Linked DNA regions of Mus musculus: regions 1, 2, 4 and 5 are each linked to region 3. Evidence: chromatin loops called from intact Hi-C (ENCODE). Cell type or tissue: heart. All regions are shown on one strand.

Region 1 (5,000 bases), 650 kb before region 3:
AGCTTAAGGCTGGGCGTGATGGTGCACGCTTTTAGTCCCAGCACTCAGGAGGCAGAGGCAGGCGGATTTCTGAGTTCGAGGCCAGCCTGGTTTACAAAATGAGTTCCAGGACAGCCAGGGCTATACAGAGAAACCCTGTCTCGAAAAACAAAAAAAAAAAAAAAAAACCAACAACAAACAAACAAAAAAAAAAATGTTCTTCCTGTTAGCTGCTTAATTTGAGGGGGAAAAAAAAATCAAAGGAAACCCTAGGGATCCAGGGAGAGGCGGCAGTGCATTACAGCCACCAGCCTAGCTCCACTGTCACCACCTTTTCTAGCTGGGGTGTTTTATCAACAAGAGGAGATAGGCCATTTCCACATCATATTTCTTTTGTCTAAACAAGTGGCGTGTATAACTAGCTTCAAACCATCAGAACCCAAGCTGAGTGTGGTGGCACACATCTTCAATCTCAGCAAAGCAAGTGGATCTCTGAGTTTGAGGACACTCTGGTCTACAGAGTGAGTTCCAGGATAGCCAGGGCTACACAGAGAAATCCCGCCTTGAAAACCAACTGCTGATCTACTTTCTGGAGCAGGAAGATGTCTTCCAATTACAAACTGCTCTCATCGCCATTTGAGACTTGCTGAAGATAGAGGCCACAGGTCAAAGTCGGAAGCAGGAGTCACCTCAGGTGGTGCCTGTGCTCAGCATGCACAGGGCCCCAGGCCTGACCCTCAGGGCACTCCCTATCAATAGGCCTGAATCAACCATGACTCAATTCTAAGTTTTCACATCCCCACCGGGCACATTTTAAAAGAAGCAAGTCTTGGTGAAAGGTAAATTATACTCTCTGGACTGTCTTTAGAGTGTGGTTCTAGCCTCTCTGAAGGAAACTCGCAAAGGAACGATTGCACGCAGATGAGCTGCAGCCTGGTTAAAAACCCACCTGAGGTGATCCTTCAAGCCGGCCCTCCCATCAGTGGACCACCATACCCTACCCTGGGTACTCAAGGGAAAGCCTGACGTCAGCTCCTGAGCCAGCTCTGTTGTGCTGGAGGGCAGGGATCCCGCTGGGTCTGCAGAGCCTGGTCACTCAGCTTCCACCCAGCCAACTCCCAGTCACTGAGCCTCTGCTTCCACCCAAGGTTTCTTCTGGTTGCTTGTTTGTTTAGGCCTTTCTTTTTGGAGGGTGGGCACATTTGAAACTCATTGAGGGGAGGGAAGGGAAGGGAGACAGGATAATGTAAAGCCAAGAATGTTCACGCCAGCCACCACCCGCACCTCAAAGACACAGAGAGTCAACTGGATGCATGCAGAGAGCATGCTGCTCCCCCTCCCCCTCCTCCTTCATGCCAAACACATTGGCATTACTCAAGGGAATCGAATTCATGACAGTCTTGAGAGGCCAGGCGTGGAGATGTCTATAGTGCCAGCATCTGGAAGGCTGAGTCTGAATACTAGGCTCTGTCTGCATTTGAGGCCAGCCTGAGCTACAGTGTAAAGCCTGACATTCACAAACAGCACATCTTCAAATAAAGACCCGAAGCCGGGTACCTGGGAGGCTTCAAACTCCTTAAGAGTTTATGGAGAACCAAACCCACACAGTGACTGTGTAGCCAGTCAGAGCTACACAGGGAGACCTTATGTGGTGGTTTCAATGAGAACAACTCCCATAGACTCTTAAGTTTGAATGCTTGCTCTCCAGTTTTTGAGACTCTACAGGCACTGCCTTGGTCAGACGGTGTCTCTTCACAATGAATGGACAGTAACTATGAGTCTCTGTCTCAAAAAAAAAAAAAAAAAAAATCAAAACCAAAAAAAAAACCAAAACCAAAAACCAAACACATTAAAGCAAACATATTAAAAATGTAGGGCAGTGTCTGGAGTCTGGAGGGATGGCTGAGGGGTAAAGAAGTGCCCACTGCTCTTACAGAAGGCTGGAGTTTCCGTCCCGGCACTCCCATCAATGGCTCACAGAGGTCTGTAACCCAGCTACAGAGGATCCTACGGCTTCTAGCATCCCCGGGCACCCACACATCCACGAGTCCACGAGCAGAGAATACACATCCTCACTTTCTCTGGGAGTAGTGGCGCCTGCTTCCAATCCCAACACACAAGCAGGCAGTGCTCTGTGGTTTCCAGACTAGCTGGTCAACAGAGCTAATTCCAGGACAGCCAGGGTTACATGAAAGCTGTAAAAACCAGGGTTTGGAAACCCATTCTTTTCTAAATAAATAAATAAAATCAGAAGAAGAAAAAAAAAACAGTTTTTTTTTCCTTTCCTATTTTTTTTTTAAATACAGGTGACATGAGGGGCATTTGGGAGACACTCCTCCTAGTGGCAGGCCATAAATGCCTCTACCGGAAATTGTGCATTTTCTGGCAGAAGTCACTATTGCACACACTTCCTTTTTTTTTTTAATATTTATTTATTTATTATATGTAAATACACTGTAGCTGTCTTCAGACACTCCAGAAGAGGGCATCAGATTTCGTTACGGATGGTTGTGAGCCACCATGTGGTTGCTGGGATTTGAACTCAGGACCTTTGGAAGAGCAGTCAGTGCTCTTAACCGCTGAGCCATCTCACCAGCCCCTGCACACACTTCCTAACAGGCAGCACACACTCAAAAAATATAGGTGGAGTGAATAAATACCTAAGCGACACCTGTTAGTCTCTATAAAAATCTTATTTGTTGAGTGTGGTGGCGCACGCCTTTAATCCTAGCACTCTGAAGGCAGAGGCAGGGAGACCTCTGTGATTTTGAGGCCAGCCTGGTCTACCTGGTGAATTCCAGAAAAGCCAGGGCTATATAGAGATCTTGTCTCAAAAACACCAAAACCAAACAAACACACACTTTCTTGATTCAAGGGGAATGTACCTTAAACCTCTATTAAATAATCGCTGAACCAAGCAGGCCTTCCAAGGCTCGTTAATGCTAAGTCGAAAAGCATCACCAATCTTTCGAGAAATGCTGAACTAGCGGAAAAAACTTCGAGGCCAAGTTTCAACATTCCTGTGAAGATACACCACTGCTGTGCTGGTTAGAAGCGCTAGGGGAAGACAGACCCAACTCCTCCTCTATCCTAGTATATGTGACTCCCCACACATAAACTTTTGAGGTGAATGTCACCGGAGCGGAGCCCAGCCCAGCCCAGCCCAGCCCGGCCCGGCCCGGCCCGGCCCAGCCCGGCCCAGCCCAGGCGCGGACACATGGTCACCAAAGAGACATTTCCGTCTCCACGAGGGTTAGCTTCGAACCTCAAACTCTGAAATTACCACGAGAATCACGAATCTAATAGAGGAGTTCCTACTTGGGATAATTTTTCCTTTTCCTGTAACTTTTGGGGGCAAGCAAAAACTCTCACTCGCATCATACCGATCGGTAATCTCCCCTTCTCGCAGGCATGAGGCTATCTTACAAATCACACCCTTCTTCCTTTCCCTTCCCTCCACTCAGAAGAACGTAGTCCGAGATCCTTCCCACTGCGCAGATCTTAGGGTGGGTCCCGGGGAAGAGCAGATGCTTTGCAGAGTTTAGGGGAGCTCTGCTGAGATCCCCGGAAAACTCGGACTAAAACTGAAAGAGGAAAAGGGAAAGGAAGAGAAAAAACCAGGCTCGCTCACCGCGGCGGAAGGCGCACAGCGGCGGGGGATTTCGGCCCAGAGCCCAGTGGTCCCAGAGGACACATGGTCGCTTGCTCCCCGCTGTCTCGGGGCCTCCTCCCGCTCTTCCTCCGAGCCAGGCACTCCACCCGAGCCCCTCCCTCACCAGACGGAGCTCAAGAACTTTAAAATGGTCCCTAGGGCGCGGGGGACCAGAGAGAGTTGCCCCGGGGTAGAAGGTGGGGCGCCCAGAGCGAAGCGCACACCGCTGGGCGGAGAGGCACCCGGCAAAGGTGGAGAGAGAAATGGAACGCGGCCCCTTTAAGAGGCCTTCACGGCGATCCGGGACCGGGGGCCTCTCTTCCACCTCCGGCCCGGCGTGGGAGACCCTTCCTTGGGGAAAACTCTCCCCAGACCCACTCCCCGGAGGCTTCCCTCACGCCAGGTCCGCCCAGCCCTACCGCGGGGCGGCAGCTCCTCCTTACCCCGCTGTCTGCCGCCTCCTCCCAGCTCTCAGCGACCTCCTCATCTTCCATCTTACTCGCCGCTTTCCCTCCTCCCCCAACCCCTCCCCGCGCCTGCGCCTTGAAGCGCGCCTGAGTCGCGGGCGGAGGCACGCAGGGCTTTCCTCAATGGACCACGCCCCCTCCCCCAGCCCGGAAGAGGCGCCCGGCCAGGTCCTCCACTCGCCTGGTCTGCCATCTTGGAAGAGGGCAGGGAAGTCAGATCGGCCTCCATCTTTCATGAGGTCAATACGCTCGCTGGTTTACTGAATGAGAGAGTTCAAGTGACGTTACCTGCTCCAGTTCGGGAACTGTGTGCTTTGGAACCATCGTTTCTTAAGGGCAGGCAATGATTGAAAATTAATTTTTTTTTCAAAAATTGAATCTCAAAAGAAAAAAAGTGAGTCTAAGTTTTTCTAAGCTACAGGTCACATGTTTGTTTTACAGCATTTTTTTTTTTTTTTAAGGTGTGCGCCACCACACCCGGTAACCAGTCATACTTTTTTTTTTTTCTAAGATTTATTTATTTATATGTAAGTACACTGTAGCTGTCTTCAGACACTCCAGAAGAGGGAATCAGATCTCGTTAGGATGGTTGTGAGCCACCATGTGGTTGCTGGGATTTGAACTCCAGGCCTTTGGAAGAGCAGTCTGGAAGAGCAGTCGGGTGCTCTTACCCACTGAGCCATCTCACCAGCCCTGTTTTACAACATTCTTGAGACATTTCTATACTTAAAGAAAGGATTAAAAAGCATCTTTGGCCGGACGTGGTGGCGCACGCCTTTAATCCCAGCACTCAGGAGGCAGAGGCAGGCGGATTTCTGAGTTGGAGGCCAGCCCGGTCTACAAAGTGAGTTCCAGGACAGCCAGGGCTACACAGAGAAACCCTGTCTCGAGAGGAAAAAAGA
Region 2 (5,000 bases), 640 kb before region 3:
AATTCTCTCAAAAACCCTCCAGATGGGCTGGGTATGATGGCAAATACCTTTGATCCCAGTACATGGGAGGTAGACGTTGAGTACATCTCTGTGAGTTGGAGGCCAGCCTAGTCTACAAAGAGAGCTCCAGGCAAATTAGGACTTCACTGTGAGACTCTATCTCAAACAGAAAACCACAAACAGACAGATATGGCACGCCCTCTGGTGCATAGTAGCTGTTCACTAAACATGCATCCGCACTCTGGTGCATAGCAGGCGTTCACTAAACATGCATCCGCACTCTGGTGCATAGTAGGCGTTCACTAAACATGCATCCGCACTCTGGTGCATAGTAGGCGTTCACTAAACATGCATCCGCACTCTGGTGCATAGTAGGCGTTCACTAAACATGCATCCGCACTCTGGTGCATAGTAGGCGTTCACTAAACATGCATCCGCACTCTGGTGCATAGTAGGCGTTCACTAAACATGCATCCGCACTCTGGTGCATAGTAGGCGTTCACTAAACATGCATCCGCACTCTGGTGCATAGTAGGTGTTCACTAAACATGCATCTGCACTCTGGTGCATAGTAGGTGTTCACTAAACATGCATCCGCTGAATCCCCTCTTAGTTCTCAAATTCCCAGTTCATTCTTTTTTTTTTTTAATTATTATTTATTTATTTATTTTGGTTTTTCGAGACAGGGTTTCTCTGTATAGCCCTGGCTGTCTTGGAACTCACTCTGTAGACCAGGCTGGCCTCGAACTCAGAAATCCGCCTGCCTCTGCCTCCCTAGTGCTGGGATTAAAGGCGTGCACCACCACGCCCGGCTCCAGTTCATTCTTTTATTCAACATATATTCAGTGAGTCTCCGCTGGGTACTAGTCTATATATGATGGATATTAATGATAAAGCTTTTCGTCAAAGCAACAAAACTCCCGCCTATCTTTGAGCTAAGGGTAAAATGGTTCTGTATTTGAACTCTAACATGACCTAGCAATTCTCCCCACCTGTACCCCAAGTCAGCGCTTCTTTGTGGAAGAGCTCTGGTTGTCCTGGAACTTACTCTGTACACCTGGCTGGCCTCAAACCCAGAGATTCACCTGTCTCTGCCTTCTGAGTGCTGTCATTAAAGGTGTGTGCCACCATAGGCCAGTAGCAGCCTTGTTTTAATATATATACATATATATATTTAGATTTTGTTTTTATCTATGCTTGAGTGTGTGTGTGCTGTGTGGGTGGGTGCCCAAAGAGGTCAAATAGGGTGTCAGACCCCCTGGAGCTGGTATTAGACAGTTGTGAGTAGCTTGTAGGTGCTGGCACATGAATGTAGGTCTTCTAGAGAGGGGTAAGCAGATTCTCTTTTTTTTTGTTTTTCTAGACAGGGTTTCTCTGTGTAGCCCTGGCTGTCCTGGAACTCACTCTGTAGACCAGGCTGGCCTCGTACTCAGAAATCCACCTGCCTCTGCCTCCCAAGTGCTGGGATTAAAGGCATGCACCACCATGCCTGACGGTAAACAGATTCTTATTGCTGGGCTATCTCAACCTAGCGTGAGTTCTTAGAACATGTTATAACTTAGATTACAGGGCTGGAGAGACGGTCAAGACATGTACTGCTCTTGCAGGACCACCCAGGTTCAATCCCTAGCACCCACATGGCGGTGGTAGGGTCACAACTGCCTATAATTCCAGTTCCAGGGGATCTGACACCCTCTACTAGCCTCTAAGGGCACCCACACACGTGGTGCACAAGATATGCTCAGGCACACGCAATATTTACTGTATGTATGTTCACAAGTGTCATTGTTTGAGAATGAAGATCAGGGTGGAAACTGTGGGAGTTGGCATTGGTTTTCTCCCTCCATCATGTAGGTTCTAGGCATTGAACTCGGGTCTTCAAGCTTGGGGGAAGCACCCTTACCTGCTGAGCCATTTTGCAAGCCAAGACTTCTTTCTCTTTTTCTTTGAGACAGGGTCTCATTATGTAGACCATGCTGGCCTTGAACTCAGAAATCTACTTACCTCTGCTTCCCAAGTGCTGGGATTAATAGTCAACCACCATGCCAGGGCAATGGAATTTCTTAGTTTCTCACTTACTGCGTGCCAGAGTTTTTTCTAATGTTTATATGAGGAACATAAATGTTTTTTTTAGATTGAGGTTCCTCAAAGTAGATTCAAACTCCTGGATCAAGCAATTCTCGCCCTTAAACCTCCTGCATAACTGGACTTAAAGGAGTGTCACCAAGCCTCGTGGTACTTTTGACCTAGTACCACGTCTCACGGGCTATACAAGCCTAGGTCTACTTTATCCCAGGGCTATTCGCTTGATGTCTCAGAATGCTCCAATTGCACAAGAGCTTGAGCTCTCTATGTCTGGCATTTCCTTAAACCACATCTGCAGGGATGGGTTCTAGAAGGTTCTCACCTACACACAGCTTTCTTGAAGTGAGACTCTTTTGTGGGAGCGGGACCCCACTCCTCGGTGATGGCCACACTGGGAAGCACAGAGAAACACACAGGCTTGTTTCCTCCCAGGCTCCGCTCTACACCGGGAGTTTTGAGACTGGGTTTCCTCTTTTTTTTTTTTTTTTTTAAAGTTGGTAGCAACATAGCTGCTGCTACAGTTTCCAGAGGCTCCAACGCCGGGAGCTTCCTCTCCCTGGGGATATCTAAAAGGCACTTCCGTTCCCCATTGCCCTTTCTCTACGCTCAACCCGTGGGTACCTGGGGGCACAAGTGCCTTAATCTAAGTCTGCACTATCAAACAATCGGAAAAACAGCTCAGATACCAGCGCTCAGCCGCGCCGATCCTGATAAGAGTCCTAGAAAGCTCCGCGCCCTCGGCCCTTCTCAATATGGCGCCGCCCAGCGGCCGCCGCGCGGAAGGCCGGTCACGCTGACGTGTGTGCGCGCGCGCGCGCTTCCTCCGCGCCCCGCCTCAGCGCATGCGCACTGCGCGCTGTCGTCTCCCGGTCTGAGCAGCAGCGGCGGTGGCATCAGGGACGGCGGCGGCGGCGGTGGTAGCCGCGGCGGCGTTTGAGTGGAGGAAGATGGCGGCTCCGGGCGACCCCGGGTTCCGCCAGCGGTGAAGATCCCCCGAGCACAGCAAGCACCGGCCTGAGGCAGAGCGGCTGTGCTCTGGCCCCGGCCCTGGCTCCTTCGCCACCGTCGCCGGAGACGCGAAACCGAGAGCGCGGAGCGGTCTGGGCCAGGTGAGGCCTCTCCCGGTGCGGGGCCGCGGCCAGGCGCCGACGCCTCTTGCGCTTCATGCCCGGGGACCCCGGGGCACCCCGAGTCCGGCGCGGGCCCCGTGTCCTGCGCGGGCGTGGGTCTTGGCGGGCCTGGGGTCTTGCTGTCGTCATCCTCGGCTTCCCAGGCTAAGGTGGGGACGTGCGCCCCTTTGCAGCCAGCTCTCGGGATGGGCGCAGACCTGTGCCCTCTCCTCAGCAGGGTGGTCCGGGTCCTCCTCCAGGCCGGGAAAGGATGCGCGGTCAGGGGGTGGAGAATGGCTTTCGGGGTGTCATGGAGCCTCACCCCGCCCCCTGAAACCCTGAAGTCCTCGGTGAAGAGCGGGAGCCCGCTTGCTGCCCTCCTGAATTGGGGCTGCGGCGAGGGGGCCGGCGGGCGTCTCAGAAGCTGCAGCTGCCCAAGAGATGATTTTTTTGGGGAATCGGCTGACGAAATAAAACACAAGCAGTTCCTTCCCTGACCCCTAGCCGTCTGAGTGTTCTCTTAGTGGGAACTGCAGCTCTCCTGGCTGGAGACAGCAGTCCACGTTGTGACTGAAGAAGGCTTGCCCCGGTGAGAATTGTCCGTGGAGGGTGGCAACGAGTTTGTAAATCAAGAAAACCACAATTAGGTGAGAGAGCCTGGTAGCTTCAGCTGAGAAAACTTGAGATGCTGGAGTTGGTTGGAAACCTTTGGAATAAGCCGGTTGCTTTGTCTGTTGGATCCTCGGAGTTTTAGTAGGAAAAGCCATGTTTCGTTTCTCAGTTGCCAAAGCGTTTGGACTTTACAGTGGCAGCGTTCCGATGGATCTAAGATACAGAACCAGACAGACACATTACTGGGTTTCACTTGCCGGAGGCAACACTCGATTATTTTTGTTATTTATTTATTTTTCTCGGAACTTTTTTGTTGTTGTTTAAGTGGTAGTAATTGAGAGTCTTTAGTTTCATTTCTTTAGGGTAGAGAAGATGTTTGATGCCGGGTGGCCTTTTCATGGAGCAAGAATGGCTTCACATGGATTTGTGCTGTTGTGAATTGTCGGGGCCATCTCTTTTGCTTGGACACACCAAACGTCTTTTGTAACACATCGGGTTTTGCTTGTGTTTAAGAATGATGACATCATGGATTTAAAGGGACAAGGATAAATTGGCGAAGAGATACCATCACTTAGAATTCAGTCTGTAGCTCTTAAGCTGGACAGGGATGCCCCTTGTGTCATATTTCTGACAGAGAGTATTCAATTGTCTAGTCTGGTCGGGTGTCCTTTCTGTTGCATGATAATCAGTTTATATCCCGTAGCTGTTTGCTTAAGAAATAAGCCCAATTTACTATAGCATTCATTCTACATTGAACCGTGAGAGCTTTATGTATGCACTTCCCCTTAGTGACAAGTATTAAGTTAAGATGGCAATTAGTTCATTTAATATTAGCTAGCTCTTTGACCATTTTTCCCTTTCTTAAATCCGTTTTCTTTTTTATAGAAGTGTGTAGATCTCCTTAGTATCTTAACTAAAGATGTATGTTGAGCCAGGAGTAGGGACTCAGAGGGCCACTCTGCCTATTATTTTGCTAATAGAGGATTGTGGAATCAGTGGTGGTTTGACATCATGTCATGTCTCTCCCCCCCTACCCCCCCCATCTGTCTCACCGCTGTACTACAGCATCAGGTTTTGGTGGAATGCTGGGACATCATTCACTGCACAGCATTTCGGCTTGTTTCCTTACGTGTCTCAGGTGCAACATGAGAAAGCTCAGGAAAACTGCAAAGGATGGCATGTTTGTTTGTTTGG
Region 3 (5,000 bases):
CATTGTGGCTGCTCTCAGGAGCACTCCTAGCACTGGAGAGGCAGGGGAATCTCTGTGAGTTCAGGGCCAGTCTGCTCTACATAGTGAGTTCTAGGCCAGGGGGGCTACATGCTAAGCCTCAAAAAGTTCTGGTAATTCTCTTAAGGTGTCTTTAAAAACTAATACACTTGCTTCTTGAATCTATTAAATTGGAGGGCAAAAGTATGTATTCTAAACATTTTAAAAGCTTAGAGACTTAGAGAATAAAACTCTATGTTCCCTGTAGCATTTATACTCATAAAGAATTGCTTTCTAGGGGCTGGAGAGATGGCTCGGTGGTTAAGAGAGCACTTGCTGTTCTTCCAGAGGACCAAGGTTTGGTTCCAGTACCCACATCAAGCAATTCCCGACTCCCTGTAACTCCATCTCCAGTGTGTTCAGCAGTCTCCTTTGAGATATACACATCATTAAAAATAAAGTATTACCAAAAGAACCAAAAACCCAAGTCAAAAGAGCTGGGTGGTGACGCACACGCCTTTAATCTTAGCACTTGGGAGGCAGAGATGGGCAAATCTCTGAGTTCAAAGTCAGTCTGGTCTACATACAAAGTGAGTTCCAGAACAGCCAGAGCTACCCAGAGAAACCCTCCCCCTGCCCCAACATACAAACACGAACTCCCTCACACACAAAGGAAAAATATGTTTAAGGACCAGAAATCCTCTACATAGCACAGGAGCGTCGCTCACCGCCTTGCTTCCGTATTTGCTCTAGCCTCAATACTCTAGGCGGTTCTACAAATACACTCAACGCAGAGACAGACAAGTCACCCTCATTGAGGCTTCAGCCACCTGCTGACTGCCTAGCGGACGTTAAACTTCCGTTCTTGGGTTCACCTACCATTCCCGAGCGAGCTTCTTATATGCCTTTTTAATGTCAGCCTGACTGGCCGTGCGGCTGACCCCTAGGACTCTGTATGGGTCAAAATCCAATGCAGACAGGCTTTGCAGGATCAGAACCAGAACCATCAAGAATCGCCAGGACACGCCCAACCTTTTCAATTCCATCTCTCTTCCTTCCCAGAGCTGAAATGATCAAGAGGTAGTTTTAAGTTCAAGAGACAGGAACTTGAATGGTCATGCTTCTTAAGGTAGGGAATAAAGATGTTCAAATGAGAGCTAAACACGAGATTTTTTTTTTTTAAGAGGGAATGTGTCAATCTAGTTGACCCTATCTTTAAAACAAAAAAGACCACTATTTTTGAATATCACACACAAGAACTATTATGAATTAAAAAAAAAAAGACAAGTCATAATAGATTAATAGATTAGAAAAGTCCTTTTAAAATTACTGGAAATGAATGCTCTGAAACAAGTGGTGACTCTGAGAATATATCTAGGATATCCAGGAGAGGATATCTCAAATGCACCATTTCATCTATCATAACAATAAACTTAAAATAATTGGCTTCAGAGTAGCTGAGAACGGGTCAAATTAGCTCACAAACTCATCATGATTTCTCATGTACTAAATTACATTCTAGGATCATTGTGGCATTTCTGGACACTAAATAGACATGAAAGTAAAACACCTTAAAATAACTGTGCATTAATATTCAGAAGTCTGCTATTATTAAGAATCCAGTTTCTTATCTAAAGAGAACAGGAAAGACTAGAAGAATAGGCACGGCTTTAAAATGTTTTAAACTACAACTCAGCTGAGGGGTAGAACTCAGTGTGGGTTTTGGAATAATCCTGGCTGGTTGATAAGGAGATAGCGTGGACCTGGAGATACACACACTCACACAGGGGGCTGTGATCTTTTATACCATATGCTGGTTTCATGGGTCCATTTATCTTGACCTCACAGTGTTTAGTAAGGTTCAGTGGCTGACACCTTACTCAGGGGGGGTGGATTTTGACAAGTGCAAGCCATAAACCCTGCTTGGGAGTCTTTATAAACAGTTGACCACTGTTTAGAACTGCACACATGCTAAGTAAAATCCACAAGCAAGCCAGTTCCTGTTTCTCTTTTAAGACAGCCTGTTCTGAGGTACTGGCTAAACTCACCCAGATTGGGGATCAGATTGCGGGGGTGGGGGGCTGTCCACCACCATTCTAGGACCTAAACCTGTGTTCTTGCTGATAGGGTGTGACTGAACACCAGCACCTAGCAGGATCTTTATGGGGATGGGGTACAGTAAAGTGGGTAAGGGGTTTACTAAGCAGAATCCACAGGCAGGGTGGGTGAAGTGTCTGCTGCGGGAGTGGGTGAGGTGGGGACAATTTTTGGCTGACGTTCTCCAGCTCCAGGGGGCCGGCCACAGGATTGGGGACGCGCTGGCCAACAGGTAGCCCTCGGCGTCCCCAAGCGCAGGCGGCGGAGGCTCCCCAGACGCTCCGCAGGACCAAGTCCCGACTCGGGCGCCCGCCCGGGTTACGACCTTCCGGGAGGCGGCCCCCTCCCCCGCCGCCCCGGTTCCTGTCGGCTCCCGGGGCCCCCCGGGGCCCAGCGCGGGCTGAGGACGCGGAGGATCTGACGGGAGATCCCCCAGCTTGCAAGGCCCCGCCACGCTCGCGCGTCAAGCCGGGAAGGAGTTACCGGGAAAGGGCACCGGCCCAACCGGCCGCAGCGTCCGTGCTCCAGTGAATCCGCCGGGGCCGGCGCTTCCAGTCCACACCAGAGAACCTGGGGAGGGGAAGGAGGCGGGGCCCAGGCCCGGGGCAGTCACGTGTCACTTAAAGACCCCACGCCTGCGACGCGCGCACAGACCGGTTTAGGCCGCACACGCGATGAACCTATTTTGGCCTTGACGGTCACCGTAGGCACCTGGATCTGGCGCAGTTGCTATAGGAACGGAGAGCGCTCTCTGGCTGGGTCTGAAAGCTTGCTCTTGACTAGCGAGGCCAGAACGTGCCTTCTAGCGAGGCGGAGTCGCTATGCATCACGGGATACCAGGAAGACCTCCCGGAACCGGGGAGGGGTTTCCACTGGTTGCCAGAAGATGGCCCACATCTAGCAACTGTTGCTAGGACGGGGACGCAGTCGCTGGTCCCAGTTCACTTTGACCCTATTCATAGAATCCTAGAGCGTCAGCGTTTGAGGCGACCTTAGGGATTCTTCCTAGTTCAACCTCTTCATATACTGAAGTTCGGAGAGGGCCAAAGACTTGCCCGAAGCTTAGAATCCAAGGCTCCAAATTCAGTACATCAACCCAAGGATGTTCTAGACTGGAATTTGGACAAGAACTGAGGGAAAGACGGGCGTGGTTGCGCACGCCTTTAATCCCAGCACTTGGGAGGCAGAGGCAGGTGGATATTTGAGTTCGAGGCCAGCCTGGTCTACAAAGTGAGTTCCAGGACAGCCAGGACTGTACAGAGAAACCCTGTCTTGAAAAAACAAACAAACAAGCAAACAAACAAACAAACAAACAAACAAAAGAACCGAGGGAAGAGGGCGTGGTGAATAAGGCTGACATTTTTTTTTTTTTTTTTTGCGCCCGTGACCAAGGGCTCTTGATGTATTTTCTATTCCATGCCTCGTGTTGAGTGAGTTCTTATGTAATCGGTTTCTAAAACACTTACCTAGCATGCTGTTTTTGTTGTTTGCTTTTGAGACAGGGTCTCACCGTGTAATCCTCGCTGGCCTGGAACTTACTAGGTGAATCAGGGTGGTCTCAAACTCAGGAGATCTGCCTGCCTCTGCCTCCTCAAAGAGTGCCGGGATTAAAAGTCTGCACTACCATGCCTGGCTCTCTCTTCTATACATTTAGTGTATATCGTTGTTCTTTGGGCTCTTTCAGGTAGAGCTCTTTCAGGTAAGCTCCTGCAGGTAGAGTCTCACACTTTTCTTGTTCAGCATTGTATCACTGTCTGCACAGACCTTGGTTTGTACAAGCTGCCAGTAAATATTTGAATAGTTAGTTGCAAAATAAATAAAAAATGAAGCTAAAGCCTATCATCGTCATCCCCCCCCCCCCCCCCGCCTCTCGTGCATGCTAGGCGAATGCGCTGTCGCAGAGCTGAATATTGGTCTGTGCCTAAGGCTTTGCTGCTCGAGTGACCTATACTATACCTGTGTTTTGGATTGATTTTCTGCACTGGCACCAGCAGACCAATTTGCACTCACTCATGTTTATTTTTACCAAGCTGAAACTAGGTTATTTAACAGTCTGAGAAATCAGGTGGCAGGGATAACTGCCAAATCCCCAAACAAGCCAGTTTTAGCCAACGTGGTGAATCTCCTTTACTTTGGGGCAACTAACCCCCTTTGAGTTTCTCATTACTGCTCTCCCCAGATTTCCTGTTTGTAAATTCACCTCAGCTGCTCCTCCCGAGTGTACATCCTATTTTATGGAAGGAAATGTTGACTGATGCCCAAATCAGGAAACAAGTGTAATATTATCGTTTGACATATTCCAAGGTGGATTCTTGGCTATGAGTCTATTCTGGTTCTGGTCACGCTGTGAGATCCCTGACACATGTCTACAGCTGTCATCAAGGAATAACTATATCCCTGTCAGGAATGTGGCATAAGGCTAGCAGAGAGAATAGCGTAAGGGGCTAGCACAATGCCCAATTACTTTTTTAAAAATGTGTTTAATTAGTTAATGCATATATGAGCACTCTGTCTTCATGCACAGAGGGAATCAGATCCCATTACAGATGGTTGTAAACCACTATGTGGTGGCTGGGATTTGAACTCAGGACCTCTGGAAGAACAGCTGGTCCTCTTTACCCTGAACCATCCATCTCTTCAGACCTTGTTCAATTACTTTTTTTAAAGATTTATTTATTTATTACATGTAAGTACACTGTAGCTGTCTTCAGACATCAGAAGAGGGTGTCATTTCTCAATACAGATGGTTGTTGAACCACCATGTGGTTGCTGGGATTTGAACTCATGACCTTCAGAATAGCAGTTGGTGTTCTTAACCGCTGAGCCATCTCTCCAGTTATTTCAATTACTTTTTAAGTCGTGGAAATAAGTGGTACAAAACTGAGAGAACATAGGATTAGATTCCT
Region 4 (5,000 bases), 67 kb before region 3:
CAGCTGACTGTGCGCACACATGCCTAATACATAAAACAGGCATTTATGTATAAGGTGCTGTGAGCAGGGTGGAAAACACTTCACTTACGGGGCTATAGTAGATATAACATGAGAATAATAAATTAGAACAGAAACCATCTCCACCTGCACATGTGATTAAAGTGGGACTCTGAAGCCAAGCCAAGAGACCGGAATGGAAGAAACTCAAGTAAACAGACTGAATGAAAGCTGAGAGGAAGGGACAAAACAGAAAAACTGGTTAGGGAGCTCAAGACAAACAGACTAGGACTTAAAAAACAAAAGACTATCATGTTTACTTTCATGATCCAATGAAAGGAAGTGACTCAAGTGTCTGGGGTGGATCCTGTTCCTGCCTGAGGGGGGCTAGCCAGTGAACTAGACAAGTGACCCCCCACTTAAAAATCAGCTCTTAAAATAGACACTGAGTTGTCAGGTTACATAGAGCCAACAGCACTAACCTGAAAAACAGGGTGCTGTTTACAGCTATTTAATACAGGCTTACCACTGTTGGGAATCCGGGTTTCTGCATGCCAATTTGGGTTGGGAAGAAAGTCAACACCGAATTTACTTAGAGAAGAACTTAGAGCTAGCCTAATTGTTCAAATGGTACCCTTCAAACTCCAGACTAAAGACTGAACCCTCCTTAACCATACAATTATGATTCAGCCTGCTATCCCCTTTAGTTTACTTAACATTTTCTGCAGACATCGGAGTGCAATGGGCTGGGCAGGGAGCGTGTAAGACAGCGGTAGTGCTAGCTAGGATGACGTGCACACAGGATGGAGGAAGAGAAACAGCAGAGAAACAGCTTCACCCTCTGTAGACCTCAAGTCCTACCAACAAATTCAACTTAAAATTACTCCCCATCAGCTGGCAATTATAACTTGGGTCATCAAAACACCCTACACACACACACACACACACACACACACAAAAATTGAAAAAAATTTTTAAAAAAAACTTCAAAACTGAAAACTGAACTTGGGCATGATAGTGTATTCTTGTAATCCCAGCTGTACAGGAGCCTGAAGCAGGAGGGCTGCTGTCTGAGACTAGCCTTGACCCCACAGTTGAGACCTTGTCTCAAAAACAACAACAACAACAAAAAACCCAACAACAACAACAAAAAAAACCAAAGCAAACAAACAAAAACCAAAAGCAGCTGGTTGTGATGGCTCAGGCCTTAACTCCAAACATTTGGGAGGCAAAGTCAACAGGGATCTCTGAGTGTAGATGGGAGCCAGTGTTTTATATAGTGAGACCTGCCTTAAAAACAAAACAAACAACAACCAGCAATTAATCAATCCTCTAAAAAGTCAAATCTCCCCCAGCCCCCCAAACTCCCTGGTCCTAGCTTGCCCCTGCTACCTGTATGAGGAGGCTGACCAACAGGAATGGGGTCCTAGGTTTTTGTGGGTTAATTTTTCTGTGGAAATTGGGGGAACTGTTTATTCCCAACTTTTGCCAGACCGCGTATGTGAGTGACACCTCCTTCCCTAAAATAGATCCTTCCAGAAAGAGCTGCATGCCAAGGTTCTAAAGTTCACATTGTGTGAAGGAATGGTACTTCTGAACACAATATTGACACGCAGAGTTTACCGTAAGTCAGGACAGAACAGGCAGTCGTTGGGCAACAGTTTTTGGAACTATTTCATAATTGCAGAAGGAAATCAAGATTTACATTCTGGGGCCTTGGGAGCTGTCTATAATTTTCTGGTGTTTAGACTACACCCAGCGGGGGCCACTTTGGTTAGAATCTTAAGGGATTTAGTGCAAAGGTTACAAAATAGTCCACCTATTGTTTGATGAAGTCTACTAAGGACACCAAAGCATTTTGAGAATATATTTTCTTGTTAAAACATGAGAAGGCTGAACTCCTGGCCGCCGAATCCCTCGGGGGTCTTCAGACAGTAGGCCATTTTCAAGCTAATATCCTTCGAAAGCACTGAGCTTTGAACTGACCCAACTAAACTGGGCCCAGAAAGGAGGAGGGCTTTGGCCTGAGAGAAGCAGACAGACTGAGTTAACCTAACCATTACTTTAATTAATATATGACATATATATATGTGTGTGTGTGTATACATATATAATAAATTAACCAAAAATGTATGCATTTCCAGAGACGTCAATGGCAGAGTGAGTCTCAAACTTTTTCCCCTCACTTTCAACCGCAAATCTGCATTCTCCCAGGTAGTAAACTGCGCATATTGGAGCGGTCCAAATAAGCGAACCCCAGGCAGGCGTCGTTCTCCCAGTGATCCAAACTGGTATTTCTGGTCGGAAAGTCAGGAGATCCCGGATGAGGACCCAGGCTCCCGAAGGCCAGAAGGTGGGGAGGGCTGCCCGCCCGCGCACGTGCCCCTCTAGCTGCAGTGGGTGCATCCACGGGCGGCTGCAGGACTCGGCCCCCGCCGGCCCCCAGCTCCCCCCGCCCCCGGCCACAGCGGCCGGAGGCCCCCGCTCGCTGCCGCACCCCGGCGTACCTGGCTCTCGGCGGCGGGGATGCCGGACTCGAGCTCGCACAGCGCGCGGAAGTTGTGCAGCTCGAAGTCGGCGTCGACCTGGAGGGAAAAGGTCACCTCGGAGAGGTCCCTCCGCACACAGTACACGGTGAGCAGCATGGCCCGGGCCCGACCCGGCTCGACTCGGCCCGGCCTGGGCGCTGGGCGGAAGGCAGTCGGCGGCTGGGGAGACCTGGCGGCAGCGGCGGGAGGGCGACGGGCGCGGGCTGCTCGCTCGCTCGCTCGCTCGCTCCTTTCCTCCCTCACACGCGCGCAATGACTCACTCGCTCCCGCCCTCGGCAGCCAGCGCGGCCGCCGCCACCCGCCTGCGACGCCGTCTGCCTGCCTGCCGGCCTGCCTCCCACCGCTGCCGTCAAGCTCGCGGGCCGCCCGCCCGGCGCCCCGCCCCGTCGCAACGCCACGGCCGTAAAGCGCGCCAGGCTGCCGGCAGCCTTCGCGACGCTAGGCTGTGGGGCAGGGCGGGGCTGGGGAGACTGGAGGGAGGAATGGGGATGCGGGGTGGGGGAACCCCACGATTTAATGCTTGAGCTCCGGAGTATTCCAGGATCCCAGTCCCAGTTAGTCATCCAACGGGGACCTACTGTGCGAATGGCGTGTGCATAAAAATGGTTGAAAGACAAATTAAGCACATCTTTCTAAAACAGAGTTTTCGTAATGGAAGTTGTCATTTCAGTAATATTAACTCGGTTTCGACTTGGTAATGAATGTAGGACGAAAATCCAGATCCTTTGCTGTGCTCGAGGCCCATCCCAGCCTGCGGGCTGGCATGGCTGCGCTGGCAGCCACACACACACAGCACAGTTCTTAGTTAACTCACTCTCAGACTGCATCCAGCACTGGACGTTTACTGGGTACGGTTTAGAATTTACTCCGTATACTGGGACTGGTAGCGCAAACCTGTAATCCCAGCTACTCAGGAGGGTGAACAGAAGGCTGGCAAATTCCAAGCCTGCCTGGATCATAAGTGTTCCAGTCTGAACAATTTACTTTAATGGTATAGATAAAATACCTTGTTGACATCTTGCCTACCAGGACCAAGCTCAACCTCAGCAGGACAAAAAGACAGTACTTGGGAAACAGTCGTTATTTTAGTGGCCACTCAATTCATAAGAAGATGTAGATACCAAGAATGGTAAAAATCCGAAAACATCTCCCGGGCCCACTAGGGTGGTCCACATTTGTAATCCCAGCACTCAGGAGTGTTTGGTTTCCAGTCCTGGATTAGGGGCTGAGGTATGCATTGTACAAATCAAAGGCTCAAGGTTCTCCTGACATCCCTCTGTCCCTACCTGGCAGGGACTCAGCTGCCCTTCCCCCAGAGACTCTTCTGCATTTAATACAGATATCATATCATATATGATATCATTGGTCTCTCTCTCCCCCCCACCCCCATTCTCTTTCTTTCTTTCTCTCTTTCTCTCTTTCTTTCTTTCTTTCTTTCTTTCTTTCTTTCTTTCTTTCTTTCTTTCTTTTCCCTCTTCTCCTTTCCCTTCCCATGGCGACTAATATGGCTTCCTTCCTCTCCTTCCTTGGGACCAGTGAATTCGTCCTCCTGACAGAAGCTTCCCAACCCAACAAACCCGCATTTACGACGAGCTAATCTGTCTTGAATTGGTTCATTTCACCATCATCCAGGAGCAGAGACTGCAGGATCACTACAAGCACAAGGATTTCCACTCCTGGCTCCGTGGAGCGAGGAGCCTCCTCCAGCAGAACAGGAAGGAAATGGGAAGCAGGGTGGCTGTGGATGCTGCAAGAACTTCACTTTGCAGAAAAGACAGAATACATAGGCGCAAGACTTTTACAAAAACAGAAGTGGAGACGCTGGGACCACAGGACAGGGCTGAAATCAAGCATCCGTGACAGAAAGCCCAGCTGCTGTGCCAAACGAAAAGAAAATTGCAATGAAAATGTCAGCTAGAGAGCCTTTCAAAATGGAGTTAGGAAACTTAAGTAAGGTTTGTGAGGATGCCAGATGCCCCACAGGATGTGAACTCCAATCACCCCACTGTGATTGCGTCTCCACAGTTAGTGGGCACCAAGATGTTTATTGTGGCATGAATTGTTCCTTTAGAAATTTAAAACTGTAAACCAGGCAGTGGCGGTGCACATCTTTAACCCCAGCACTTGAGAGGAGGCAGAGGCAGGTGGATCTCTATGAGTTCCAGGGAAGTCTGGTCTACAGAGAGAAACCCTGTTATATGTATGTGTGTATTGGCTGCATGTTTGTCTGAGCACAAGTATGGATAGTGCTGGTGAGGAGGAAAAGGATGTCAGGTTCCCTGGGTCTGGAGTCGATGGCCGTTGTGAGCTGACATATGGGTGCTGGGAACTAAATTGGATCTAACCTCTAGAAGGGCAGCCAGTGCTCTTATCTGCTGAGCCATCTCTCTAGCAGCCCAACCCTTTTTTGAGAGAGTGTCTCACTGTGTAGCCCTGCAATTTATTGTGTAGAG
Region 5 (5,000 bases), 130 kb before region 3:
TGGTGCAGGGAGACACGCACACAGGCATGCAGCGCTGGTGTACAGGCGGTAGTTAGCCACTCAGCTTAGGAGCTAGGACCCTGACTTAGATTCTCTGGAAAAGAGGCCAGTGCTCTTAGCCACTGACCTGGCTATCTGTCCAGCAGCATTTTTTTTTGTTTTGTTTTGTTTTGAATTTACTTTTTCCATCGTGAGTTCTGGAGATTGAACCCAAGTCATCCAGTTTGCACACCAACTCTGGCTTGCAAGCCAGTTTCCCTGCTTTGGCCATCTTACCAGGTCTGCCATGGCTGCTTCAGCCTCGGTGTCTATGGTGGGAGCTGAACTTTTTTTTTTTTTTAAATCTGTTTATTTATTTTATGAATATGAGTACCATGTTGCTGTCTTCAGACACACCAGAAGAGGGCATCAGATCTCATTACAGATGGTTGTGAGCCACCGTATGGTTGCTGGGAATTGAACTCAGGACCTCTGGAAGAAAAGTCAGTGATCTTAACTGCTGAGCCATCTCTCCAGCCCCGGAGCTGAACTTTCTAGCTGTTGTTTTGTTTTGTGAGGTTTTTGTTTGTTTGTTTCTGGTTGGTTGGTTTGTTTTGGTTTTATTTTATTAAATTTAAAAAAATTTAAAAAGATTTATTTCTTATTATATCTAAGTACACTGTAGCTGTCTTCAGAAGAGGGCGTCAGATCTCATTACAGATGGTTGGGAGCCACCACATGGTTGCTGGGATTTGAACTCAGGACCTTTGTCCTGAATAGTCAGTGCTCTTAACCCGTGAGCCATCTCTCCAGCCCTTGGTTTTATTTTTAGAGACAGGGTTTCTTCATTTAGCCTTCCCTGCCTGTGGTAGCACTCTCCTCTGTAGACCAGGCTGGCCTTGAACTTGCAGAGATCCACCTGCCTCTAGCAGCTGAGCGCTGGGATTAAAGGTGTGAGCCAGCACCCGGCTAGTTGTTCAGAGAGAGAATTAGAACTGCGCAGCTTCCTTCAAACTAAATGGCCACCACTAGCTTCCTCTCTTGGAGTAGGCCTTATTAGAAGCAGAAACCTTTTTATTTTTTATTTTCTGTTTTTTGTTTGTTTGTTTGTTTTGGTTTTCTTGTTTGTTTGTTTTTTCTTCAAGATACAGTCTCACTATGTAGCTCTGGCTGTCCTGGAACTCACTATGTAGACCAGGCTGGCCTCACACTCATAGAAACCCACCTGACTCTGCCTCTCAAATGCTGGGATCAAAGGCATGTGCCTCTATGCACAAAGAACCCTAAAGGAGGCAGGCGGTGTGGTACTCATCTTTAAGGCCAGCACTCTGGAGGGAGAGTTTGAGGTTAGCCTTGTCTGTATAGTGAGACTGTTAGAAAAGAAAAGAAAAGAAAAGAAAAGAAAAGAAAAGAAAAGAAAAGAAAAGAAAAGAAAAGCAAGAAAGAAGAGGGCCAGAGAAATGCTTCAGTGGGTGAAGGCATTGCTGCCAAAACTTACACATTGAGTTTGAGTACTGGAATTAACAGGATAGGAGAGAATCAATTCTCAAAAGTTGACCTCTGACCTCCACTCTCCCATTTACATACGGACACACACACAGCTCCTAAAGTATAGTTACACACACACACACACACACACACACAGAAAAAGCATGAAGGCAGGCTAGTCAATCTTCCCCACTCCTCTATTTTTCGGTTTCACTATGTAGTCCAGGCTAGCTTGGACCTCAGGACTCTGCTTTAGCCTCCTGTGTGCTGGATGACAGAGATGCATCACCACACCCAGCCTTCTGAGGCTGGCCTGTCTCCTCACCCCTGTGCGTGCCCTTGACAGGTAGTCATTCCTACCAGGAATTGGGGCAATGACCAATACTAACAAGCCCCAACCCAAAGTGTCATAGTGTCACCGTCCCACGGCTTACCTTCCAAAACTACAACCCTAGACACCTCAGGTCCTCACTCAGAGCTCTGTAACTCGCTTTTTTCTAAACTGCCATCCTGGAGTTAGGACGACTTGGGGATTCCGTGGGTCCCCAAGCAATGTCGCAGGGCACAGCTGGGGTGACCAGCAGGTGCTGGTTCTCGGCCTTTGCCCCGAGGGAGGGAGGGAAGATGCAGTGGATTCCTCGAGGATGCTCTCCCTGCCCCGTCCTACCCGCAGCCTTCCCGAGGTGTCACGGGCCAGTCGCGGGAAGACAAGGCCGATTCGGGCACCGGGGAGCTCCGAGGACGCTGACCTCAACTTTGTTCTTTAAAAATAGCTCGGAGGCCGCGGCGCTCCCGGGAGTCGCCTGCTTCTCCAGCAGGGCCCAGGGTCGCCAGGACGACAGTGGCCCGGGGTCCCGGTCATGGAGGCGACCCGGGGGGGACTAGCGACGGGGACCGGGGAGGGGGTCGGGGCCGAAGGAGGCCGCTCACCTTCTTCACCGACAGCGAGATGTTCTCCAGGATTCGGTCCTTCACCTCCCGCGGCTCCATGGCGCTGCCGCCGCCGCCCCGCCGCCGCTTCCCACGCCGGGAGCCCGGGGCCGCCGCCAACCGCTGCCGCCGGCCGTGCGGGGGCTCCGTCGTGCCGGCCGCGGGCCCCGGCGCCCGCCGCCCTCGTCTCGCCTCGCCTCGCCTCGCCCGGGCCTCGCTCCGCCGCCGCCGCCTCCCGAGCGCCGAGCCGGGAAGGAGACGCGGGCCCTGCGCGGCCGCAGGAACTGATGTCAGGCGGGGCGGCGCCAGCACCGGCCGGGAGGGACGGCGGCGACCAGGCGGGCCCGCCTCCTCCGAGACCCGGGGCGATGGAGACCTGGGAGCTCAGAGATCCGGAGCCCCGGGGACCTGCAGACCTAGGGGACTCACACAGCCCGGATCGCATAGACCCAGGACCTCACAGAGCCAGAATCGCATAGATCCGGCACCGCAGAGCCTCGGGACCTCAAACACGCTGGGACTCAAAGACTTCGCCTCCCACTTCCCAATCCTGCACAAACTCCTCATGAGACCCTGGGAGCTCACCGATCTCCAGAGCCACCCTGCTCAAAGACCCCGGGAACCTCACAGACCCCGGGCCCCCTCCCAGCTCCTCTGAGATACCGTATTGTCCGTGTTGTCGTTCCCCTAACCCCTTGCAGCAAGGCCCTGCACGGGCCTAAAAACTGCCCCAGCTCCTTAGATATTGCTCCCTCTCTCCTTGCCCACACTTCCCTTCCCTGTAACATTCAAAGGCTCTCCTTCCAGGACCCGGCCAACTCCTTGAAGACCCCACTCAGGACCAGGACAGACGGGGCCCCTCCCTCATTCCAAACCTGACATTCCTCACCCTTGCCCACAAGGGGCCCCAGATATACCCGAATACTCGAGAGACTCTGGAGACAAGGCTTGGCCTGGCAGAGACACCTACCTATTCCTTTCCAACTGCTCCACGCACACCCCAGGGTTCCGAGGTTTGGACCGCCTAGAGCCACTCCAGCACCCAACGTTGCCCTGATGCCAGAGCTCAGCCCTCCATCCTCTCCAACACTCCAATTCACCGTTCTCAAGGTATCTTCTACTTCCAAAACAAGCCCTCTTCCCTATCGGCCCTCACACCCTCTGTCTTGGCTAGTTTTGTGTCAGCTCGACCAGGGACACAAGCTAGGTTCATCTGAGAGGAGAAAAACTCAGTTGAGAAAACGCCTCCATAAGATAAGGCTGTATGACATTTTCTTAATTAGTGATTGATGGGGGGTGGGAGGGAACACAGCCCATTGTGGTGCCATCCCTGGACTGGTGGTCCTGGGTTCTATAAGGAAGCAGGCTGAGCAACGTAGGGGAAGACAAGCCATCAGCTCCTGCCTCCAGGTTCTTGCCTGGTTTGACTTCCTGACTTAGCATCCCTCAGTAGACTGTAATTCGGGACATGTAAGCCAAATAAACCCCTCCTCCACCCCCAAGTAGCTTTGGTCATGGTGTTTCATCATAGCAATAGGAAGGTGACTAAGCCGGGCAGTGGCGGCGCACACTTTAATCCCAGCATTCCGGAGGCAGAGGCAGGCGGATTTCCGAGTTTGAGGCCAGCCTGGTCTACAGAATGAGTTCCAGGACAGCCAGGGCTACACAGAGAAACCCTGTCTCGAAAAAACAAACAAACAAACAAAGGACACACCTCCCTCCACTGTATCCTACTGCAGGCTTCCCTCCATCAGCCCCAAGTCCAGCATAATTCACTGAACACATGCCCTGCCCAAAGGCACCAGCTCTATCTACACTTGGGTTCTGATTCCTACCTGGATCACTTCTCTAAGTTTGGTCCCAAAATAAACATAACCTCACAGAGCAATAAATCCAGTCTTTAATTCTCAGACACCAAAACTCTCCCTTCTGGCTCCCTAGTCTTCAATCGTGAACTCACCCCTAAAGTCCCCCGTGGAAGCACTAATTCTATCTACAGCCTACGGAACAGAGGACCTCACCCCTTTCCTGACCTCCAAGGAGAGCCCGACCATGTGATAGTTTTAAAGTTTGGTTTCTCTAGGACTGGATAATGGATCAAATAAACTCTGGAAAAGGAAAGAAAACCTGGGATTCCTGCATTCCTTCCCACTCGGGGCCTAGCTAGCGGCTGCAGGACTCCATACTACAACCAAGTGTTAGCCAGGCAGTGCACACCTGTCATCTCAGCACTTGGGGAGCGAAGGCAGGAGGACTTACAAGCCATCCTCAGCTACACAGTGAGTTGTAGGCCAGCCTGGGCTACTACTGAGATCCTGTCGCAAACAACAACAAAACCCAAGCGAAAACATTAAGCCATGCCTATAATTTTTGTCTTATTTCCTTTCCTTTCCTTTCCTTTCCTTTCCTTTCCTTTCCTTTCCTTTCCTTTCCTTTCCTTTCCTTTCCTTTTTCCTTTCCTTTCCTTTCCTTTCCTTTCCTTTCCTTTCCTTTTTCCTTTCCTTTCCTTTCCTTTCCTTTCCTTTCCTTTCCTTTCCTTTCCTTTCCTTTTTCCTTTCCTTTCCTTTCCTTTCCTTTCCTTTCCTTTCCTTTTCCTTTCTTCC

What was found. A loop is a pair of places that touch in the nucleus more often than their neighbours do. Peaks named below come from ENCODE experiments on the same cell type or tissue, not always from the same donor. Only the 100,000 strongest peaks of a DNase experiment are listed, where the experiment ranks them.
Region 1: a loop joins it to region 3, with 3 times the contacts of the local background. A loop is called at or near these places in 2 of 42 quality-filtered maps.
Region 2: a loop joins it to region 3, with 2.7 times the contacts of the local background. A loop is called at or near these places in 2 of 42 quality-filtered maps.
Region 4: a loop joins it to region 3, with 7 times the contacts of the local background. A loop is called at or near these places in 18 of 42 quality-filtered maps.
Region 5: it touches region 3 in a loop (4-fold over the local background); 5 of 42 quality-filtered maps call a loop at or near these places.

What each region holds. Positions count from the first base shown.
Region 1 is chr4:141,135,618-141,140,617 of GRCm38, forward strand. It overlaps Szrd1 (SUZ RNA binding domain containing 1), which reads right to left and starts at 4,179. Exons shown (of 4, transcript NM_001025608.2): 1 at 4,075-4,179. The coding sequence starts at 4,125. In heart, CTCF peaks have their summits at 2,322 and 3,047; DNase peaks (open chromatin) are centred at 3,074 and 4,204; H3K4me3 peaks cover 2,038 bases; H3K27ac peaks cover 2,322 bases.
Region 2 is chr4:141,144,986-141,149,985 of GRCm38, forward strand. Fbxo42 (F-box protein 42) reads left to right here and starts at 2,937. Exons shown (of 10, transcript NM_172518.3): 1 at 2,937-3,194. In heart, CTCF peaks have their summits at 2,847 and 3,658; DNase peaks (open chromatin) are centred at 2,916 and 3,396; H3K4me3 peaks cover 2,746 bases; H3K27ac peaks cover 2,306 bases.
Region 3 is chr4:141,788,013-141,793,012 of GRCm38, forward strand. It overlaps Dnajc16 (DnaJ heat shock protein family (Hsp40) member C16), which reads right to left and starts at 2,632. Exons shown (of 15, transcript NM_172338.2): 1 at 2,578-2,632; 2 at 877-1,061. The coding sequence starts at 1,043. In heart, a CTCF peak has its summit at 2,903; DNase peaks (open chromatin) are centred at 2,739 and 3,689; H3K4me3 peaks cover 1,798 bases; H3K27ac peaks cover 1,733 bases.
Region 4 is chr4:141,720,553-141,725,552 of GRCm38, forward strand. It overlaps Ddi2 (DNA-damage inducible protein 2), which reads right to left and starts at 2,867. Exons shown (of 10, transcript NM_001017966.2): 1 at 2,505-2,867. The coding sequence starts at 2,642. In heart, no CTCF peak of the experiment used is centred here; DNase peaks (open chromatin) are centred at 2,919 and 4,249; H3K4me3 peaks cover 3,155 bases; H3K27ac peaks cover 1,758 bases.
Region 5 is chr4:141,661,464-141,666,463 of GRCm38, forward strand. Plekhm2 (pleckstrin homology domain containing, family M (with RUN domain) member 2) reads right to left here and starts at 2,683. Exons shown (of 20, transcript NM_001033150.2): 1 at 2,398-2,683. The coding sequence starts at 2,457. In heart, no CTCF peak of the experiment used is centred here; DNase peaks (open chromatin) are centred at 2,158 and 2,728; H3K4me3 peaks cover 2,136 bases; H3K27ac peaks cover 1,861 bases.